Regions from separate parts of the Homo sapiens genome. Here region 1 is linked to region 2. A link is an interaction called in ENCODE POLR2A ChIA-PET data of the cell type or tissue named here. Cell type or tissue: MCF 10A. All regions are shown on one strand.

The links. Peaks named below come from ENCODE experiments on the same cell type or tissue, not always from the same donor. Only the 100,000 strongest peaks of a DNase experiment are listed, where the experiment ranks them.
Region 1: POLR2A ChIA-PET joins it to region 2 with 5 read pairs; 2 of 35 experiments call an interaction of 5 or more read pairs at or near these places.

What each region holds. Positions count from the first base shown.
Region 1 is chr20:43,690,284-43,694,283 of GRCh38, reverse strand. MYBL2 (MYB proto-oncogene like 2) reads right to left here. Exons shown (of 14, transcript NM_002466.4): 6 at 1,965-2,127. Among named protein-coding and RNA genes, the nearest start is that of MYBL2, 25 kb to the right of the region's middle. In MCF 10A, a CTCF peak has its summit at 2,139 (motif pointing right); a DNase peak (open chromatin) is centred at 2,133.
Region 2 is chr20:44,150,317-44,154,316 of GRCh38, reverse strand. All of the region lies in intron 2 of JPH2 (junctophilin 2), which reads left to right. LOC124904909 (a long non-coding RNA gene) reads right to left here and starts at 2,399. Exons shown (of 2, transcript XR_007067596.1): 1 at 2,156-2,399. RefSeq lists an enhancer at 1-999. In MCF 10A, no CTCF peak of the experiment used is centred here; a DNase peak (open chromatin) is centred at 2,486.

The DNA.
Region 1 (4,000 bases), 460 kb after region 2:
CTCGGCTCACTGCAAGCTCTGCCTCCCGGGTTCACGCCATTCTCCTGCCTCAGCCTCCTGGGTAGCTGGGACTACAGGCACCCGCCACCACGCCCAGCTAATTTTTTGTACTTTTAGTAGAGACGGGGTTTCACCGTGTTAGCCAGGATGGTCTCAATCTCCTGTCCTCGTGATCCACCCGCCTCGGCCTCCCAAAATGCTGCAATTACAGGCGTGAGCCACCGTGCCCGGCCTTCAAATTTTTATTTTATTTATAAATAAAAGCTGGAGTGCAGTGGCGGGATCTCAACTCACTGCAACTTCCACCTCCCAGGCTCAAATAATCCTTCCACCTCAGCCTCCCAAGTAGCTGGGACTACAGGTGCACAAAATCACACACAGCTAATTTTCCTTTTTATAGAAATGGGGTTTCACCATGTTGCCCAAGCTGGTCTTAAACTCCTGGGCTCAAGAGATCCAAAAGCCTTGGCCTCCCAAAGTGCTGGGATTACAGATGTTAGCCACCACGCCCTACCCAAATTTTTATTTTGAAAAATAACCTTTAGAGATATAGCTAAAAAATATAAATAAAAACTTTGCTCTGGTATATAGGACAGTGGATGTTAACATAAGTATATACTGATTTCATTTTTAAAACTGCAAATGTAGCTGGGGCATGCTGGCTCACGTCTGTAATGCCAGCACTTTGGGAGGCTCAGGTGGGTGGATCATTTGAAGTCAGGAGTTTGAGACCAGTTTGACCAACATGGTGAGACCCCCATCTCTAAGAATACAAAAATTAGCCAGGCATGGTGGTGTGCACCTGTAATCCCAGCTACTCGGGATGCTGAGTTAGCAGAATCGCTTTAACCTGGGAGGCGGAGGTTGCAGTGAGCTATCATATAACTGCACTCCAGCCTGAGCGACAGAGACTCCATCTCAAAAAATAAATAAATAAAAACTGCAAATGTAGTGCCAGACATGGTGGCTCACATCTGTAATCCCAACACTTTGGGAGGCCAAGGCAGGCGGATCTCTTCAGGCTAGGAATTCAAACCCAGCCTGGCCAACGTGGTGAAACCCCATCTCTACTAAAAATGCAAAAATTAGTCAGGCGTGGTGGTGCATGCCTGTAATCTCAGCTACTCAGGTTGCTGAGGCATGAGATCGCTTGATCCCAGGAGGCAGAGGTTACAGTGAGCCAAGATCACACCCTGCAACTCCAGCCTGGGCATCAGAGCAAAACTCTGTCTCAAAAAAAACAGCCTGCAAATGTAATACTATAGGATTTTAATTGTTAATTTCTAGAAAAGTCAAAATTATAGAGACAGAAAACAGATCACAGTGCAAGGAGCTAAGGGCCGAAAAAAGGCTAAGAAAAGGAGCACGAGGGAATTCTGGGGTGATGGGACTGTTGTATACCTTGACTGTGACAGTGGTTACATGGCTGTATGCTTTGTCATAACTCAAAACTGTTTATTAGAGTACGTAAATTACAACTCAATACATTTTTTAATTTTTTTTAATTAAAAAGATAGAGACAAGGTTTCACCATGTTGCCTGAACTGGCCTCCAACTCCTGGGCTTGAGCAATCCGCCCGCTTCAGCCTCTCAACTTGCTGGGATTACAGGTGTGAACCAACGCACCCAGCCACCTCTGATTTTTTTATTGCAAACATGCTTTCAGTTTTAAAAAATTAAAATGAGCAACAGGTAAGAAGGTGGCCACCAGCAAGGAGAGATGGAGGCTGAGGATCTCCTTAACTAATTCACAGTTTTATATAATCAGCTTGCTCTGCTATCCTTCATCTGCAGGCAGACAAGTGCCAGTTATGTGCAGAAGTCTCACAAGGCCCCAGAAGCACAGAGCCCACTTTTAGACTCTGTGGCAGAAACTGACCAATAGCTGTGGACAAGGTGTTCAATGAGATGGTGTCAGATGAATGTGAAATCAAACCAAGCCAAAGGCTGAGCAGCTGTCTCACCTGGCCTTCCGTGGGCTGGGCACTCTGGAGGCCGTCCTTGTCCTCGAGCTCCAGCAGCAAGTACACTGGGGGCTTGCAGTCTTTGGACTCGCTCAAGAAGCCTCCTGTGTCCACCTTCCTTTTGATGGTAGAGTTCCAGTGATTCTTCACAGCATTGTCTGTCCTGCAGGGGGCAGCAGGGGGCCTTTGAACCCCAGCTCTGTGGGTGGGGTGCCATCAGGCACATCACTAACCTCCCTAAGCCAAGTTCCTGCTCCTGTAAATGAATCTTCCACTAGATGAACTCTAAGGTCTCTTTCAGTTCCAAGATGAAGTCTCACAAGTCTCTAGCCCTAATAATTTACAGAGCATTTCCACGAAGCTCTGTGAAATAAGCAACTGAATCATTCAGGCTATGGCAAAAATTATAAAATGGCACCAGCTACTGTCAGGTTCAGGTAAAAAACAAAATTTTTTTTAATTAAAAAAAAAAAAAAATTGCCGAGTGCGGTGGCTCACCACACCTGTGATCCCAGCACTCTGGGCGGCCTAGGCGAGCAGATCACCTGAGATCGGGAGTTCGAGACCAGCCTGACCAACACAGAGAAACCCTGTCTCTACTAAAAATACAAAATTAGCCAGGCATGGTGGCACATGCCTGTAATCCCAGCTACTTGGGAGTCTGAGGAAGGAGAATCGCTTGAACCCAGGAGGTAGAGGTTGTGGTTAGCCAAGATGATGCCATTGCACTCCAGCCTGGGAACAAAAGTAAAATTCCACCTCAAAAAAAAAAAAAATGTATATATAAGACCAGGAACAGTGGCTCACGCCTGTAATCCTGGCACTTTGGGAGGTGCTGGGCGTGATGCCAGGCACCTGTAATCCCAGCTACTTGGGAGTCTGAGGCATGAGAATCGCTTAAACCCGGGAGGTGGAGGTTGTGATGAGCCGAGATTGCGCCACTGCACTACAGCCTGGGCAACAGAGTGAGACTCCATCTCAAAAATAAATAAAAATGAAAAAAAAAATTTTAAATTTTTTAAAAATTATAAAACTGAAGATATGTGCTTGGAACTCTCACCCCCTTCCCTGCCCACTTCGAATGTGTAGAAGCCATAAGCAACACTGTCTGCTCATTTCCACTGAGTCTCACGCTGACCTCAGATGCAAGGCCTGTTCACCTCCCACAGACTGATAAGTGGCCAAAGAGGGCAGAAGGCCCAGAACTGTTCACCTCCCTAAGCCTTGGTTTCTTTATCTGGAAGGTCAGAAGACTACGTCATACTCCATCACTCACTGAAGATTCAGGGAGGAGACACATCTACAGTAGAACAGTAGCATAAAGCACAGAGTAGAGTAGCAGAGAAACATGTAGTAATAAAGGCATAGAGTAATACAGAAGGACGGGATAGTACCACAAAAGTGTATAGAAGTATAGTGGTGAGAAGCAAGCGGCAGGTCAGGCGCGGTGGCTCACGCCTGTAATCCCAGCACTTTGGGAGGCTGAGGCAGGTGGATCACCTGAGGTCAGGAGTTCAAGACCAGCCTGGCCAACATAGTGAAACCCCATCTCTACTAAAAATACAAAGGTACTGTGCTGACACATAGTAGTCACCACCTTCTTTGGAGTGCCAAGCAGAATACTCTTTCCTTGAAAAGTGAACAGAGAGTAACAGCTTAACTGAGCACCCAGTCTAAGAGAATATCCTCGGATCATTTGCACTCTAAGCCTTCAGGGACACAATGCTCACTGGGCAAAGGTGTAGGGTAAGGGGTGCTCCTGGTGCTTTGCCCAGATCCTCTGTCCCTACAGCGAATCCAATCCCCCAGCTGCCGGGCATGCTGCCGACGGCTTCTACTATGACTTTATCTGCATAAGAGCCCTTGGAAGCAGATCACCTAAGGTCAGGAGTTCAACACCAGCCTGGCCAACATGGTGAAATCCCGTCTCTACCAAAAATACAAAAATTAGCCAGGCGTGGTGGTGCATACCTGTAATCCCAGCTACTCAGGAGGCTGAGGCAGGAGAATCGCTTGAACCTGGGACGCGGAGGTTG
Region 2 (4,000 bases):
TACATTTTAGATACATCAGCTTTGACAAAATACATTATTAAAATTAATTGCACTGTTTCTTTTTACTTTTTTGAATGTGGCTACTAGAACATTTAACATTACAATGTGATACATGTTATATTTATTGGACAGTGTTGCTGTAGACCCATTCAGGCCCTCAGAGTAGTCCCAACCCTGTCACTGAGCAGTTGGGGAGACTGAGGTGCAGAAAAGGATACAGATATACTCACAGCCACAAAGCGATCGAGAGGGAACTAGATTTATGTCTTCTGATTTTGTAGCTAAGAACTCTTTTGTGATGCCTTTTAAGGTCATAGATACTGGATTGTGGAGGGAAGCTGGTATGTTTGGGGAGGCGCCTAAAGTTTTCAGGTTGTCATGCCAACACCCTGACAAATGCTTGTTTTCTGGAAGGAGCACAGTGAGTGTTAAGAGTAAGGCTTAGACTCAGCCCCTTGCTTGCTATATCTTTTCTTCCCGCCAGACCTCAAATTTCTAACTTCTAGAAGACGCACCTCAAAGAGTTTTCACAAGGTTGAAGCAGAGCCTCTATACGAAGGGTATATACACACGCCACAGGGCTGACAAGCAGGAAGTAGTCTGTAAGCATCAGCTGCCATTGCTGTTGTCTAGTCTTCCTGCTGTTGTGCCCCCGTGGCAGAGGCAGGGCATGGCCCTGAGTTCTCAGTTGTCCTAGGGTGTGAGGTTTGGAGCATCTCAGGTTTTGTACCAGGGTGGCATCTGTCTGTCTTCTATCCCCTCAGCCCCCCACCTCCATCTCCTCCCCATGCTGGCTCTGGAAACTCCGAAGCTGATCATAGCTTAGAGTTGGTTTTTTGAGTTGCTGGGAGCTGAATTTCTCTGGTGAGCAGGAACCTATGTAGTCCATGGGCAGTGGCATTGGATGGACCTAGGTTTGAATCTGGCTTCAGCCTCTTATAAACTGTGTGACCTTAGGCAAGTTACCTCACCCCTCTGGGCTCACTTTCCTGTTTAATCAAATGGGAATTATATTACCTCCTCCCTGAAAGTAATGCTGCAGAGAGTAAAAGAAGTAGCTCATGTAAAGGGCCGGTGCTTGGAAAGCATGCAAGGAGGTGTAAGCTGTTATTATCAATCCTGTGTCATTCTGTACTAACCCAAGAATGAAATTGCCCCAAGGGAAGGCCCTGTCTTCTCTCTCAGTCCCTACAACTGTGCTTCCCAAATGTTCATCTTCTGCAGGCCCCAGTCCCAGTTTTTGTTACCTTCACACACCATCTCTACTTACTGTCTTAATCTTCATCTTTGAATCAACTTACTTAAAAATACGTAAGTACATTTATTGAAAAGGAAGACTTTCTAATCACTATTGAAAATGCGAAATCAATATCACAGCAAGTTCTGAAAACAGAACAATGCTATTCAAGTTCCACATCAAACTATTGATGCCCAAAGGCACTGAGCCTAAAGTTTGTTTTCTTTTTGTTTAAAAGAGAAACTGGCAAGAGATTTACTGGTATGAAAGAGCCGTAGGCACCCACGGAGGCCTTTTCCTTAACTAATGAGCAAAATGGACTTGGTGTCACTTCAGGCTGTGATTCTGCACTGCCAACACTCATTTCCACACCATGGGGGACACAGGTCACCAGAGGGAAGAGGGCCTGACACTGGACCAGGTCTCAGGGAGGGTCTTGGTAATTGCCCATCTTTGAGCCTGCTTATTTAATTTTTATTTAATATGCATTCATCTAGTCCTTATTTCTGGGAACCGGGCATGATTTTAAGTACCTTACATGTATTAACTTTTTTTCCCCCTTTTTTGTGGAGAACAGGGTCTTGCTATATTGCCCAGGTAGGTCTCGAACTCCTTGGCTCAAGCTATCCTCCTGCCTTAGTCTCCCTAAGAGCTGGGATTACAGATGTGAGCTACCGTGCCCAGTGGGGATATATTAATTTACTTAATCCTCAAAACAACCCTGTGAGGAAGGTACTGTTATTCTCATTTTACAGATGAAAAAACTGAGGCACAGACAGGTTAAGTTTCTCAAACAGGTTGCACAGCTGAGTCATGGCAGAGCTGGGAGTTGAAGCCAGGTGACCTGGTTCTAGAATGCTCTTAACCACGATCTGACCTTCGGTTGGTTTTCCTTCACAAACTTTAAGAAGCACTTACCCTGTGCCAGGCTTGTGCCAGGGCGCTGGACACCCAGTGGTGAATCAGTGTGGGCAGCGTCCTCTGGAGACCCCCACGTTGAGGGCGAAGCCATGCAGGGATTGGACAGTTGGTGGTGGAGAGGGAGGAAGGAGATGAAATTGATGGGGTCCAACAGAAAGAGCAACTAGCTGTCCCAGAGGAGGTCTGGGAAAGCTCCCTGCAGGGGCCACCTCTGGTTGGGAGTCTGCCAGGTGGAAAAGAGAGAGAAAGGTCGTTCCAGGTAGAGGAACTAGCATGTGCAAAGACATGAAGGTAGGAATGTGCGTGATGTATTTTGGGAGCAATGAGTCATCCAGAATGCTGGAATGGGTGGGGAAAGATTAGAGATGAGGCCGAGAAGGCAGCCCAGGGCCAGGTTAGTACGGGCTTTGAATGCCTGGTGGAGTGAGAGTCTGACGTTACAAGCTAAAAGGTTCCAGGGGCCAGGCAGGCCGCAGGCTTGTGTCCTACTCACTAGAGGGTGGTGGGACCATGGGAACCAGGTCTCCCCGGTCTCTGCAAGCCCTCTTGGGGGAAGCTGCCCCTTCCTAGCTAATGGCTGCCCCAGAGAAACATGGATTTAATGTTAGCACAACTCTTGATTTTTCTTTCTGTTTTTTTTTTGAGACAGAGTCTTGCTCTGTCGCCCAGACTGGAGTGCAATGGCATGATCTCGGCTCGCTGCAACCTCCACCTCCCAGGTTCAAGCGATTCTCCTGCCTCAGCTTCCTAAGTAGCTGGGATTACAGGCATGTGCCACCACGCCCAGCCAATTTTTGTATTTTTAGTAGAGGAGGGGTTTGTCCATTTTGGCCAGGCTGGTCTCAAACCCCTGACCTCAGGTGATCCATGCGCTTCAACCTCCCACAGTGCTGGGATTACAGGCGTGAGCCACTGTGCCCAGCCAACTCTTGATTTTCCAAGATGAACTAGAGATTTGCATTTTGTTATAAAAATTTCCATTTTTTGACTTTTTATTATGGGAAAATATGAAACATATATATAAATAGAGAGAGTGATATAATGAACACGCAAGTACCCATTAACTGGATTTAATAATTATTAGCAATTTTTCCATATTTACTTTATCTTTTTGTTTTGTTTTGTTTTTGAGATAGGGTCTTGCTTTGTTGCCCAGGCTGGAGTGCAGTGTTGTCATGTCAGCTCACTGCAGCCTCCACCACCCAGGCTCAAGTGATCCTCCCATCTCAGCCTCCCAAGTAGCTGGGGCTACAGGTGCATGCCACTACAACTGGCTAATTAAAAAAATATATATTTGTAGAGACGAGGTCTTGCTATGTTGCCCAGGCTAGTCTTGAACTCCTGGCCTCAAGTGATCCACCCACCTAGGCCTCCCAAAGTGCTGGGATTACAGGCATGAGCCACCACACCTGGCCTGTATTTGTCTTTTTGTTGTTATTTATTGACTAGACTCTCAATTCTGTTCCAATGATCTATATACATCCATCCTTATGCCAGAGGCTGGTCTTGATTACTGTAGCTTTGTACTAAGTTTTGAAGTTGGGAAATGTGAGTCCTCTAATTTTGTTCTTCTTTTTCAAGATTATCTTGGATATTTTGAGTTCCTTGCATTTCCATATGGATTTTAGCCTCAGCTTGTCAATTTCTGCAGGGGAAAAAAAGGCCGCTGGGATTTTGTTAAACCTGTAGGTCAACTGGGGGAATATTGTCCTTTTAACAATTTTAAGTCTTCCAATCCATGAACATGGAGCACCTTTCAATTTATTTAAGTCTTTAACTTTTTTCAGTGATGCTTTATAGCTTTCAGTGTACAATTTTATACTTATTTTGCCAAATTTATTT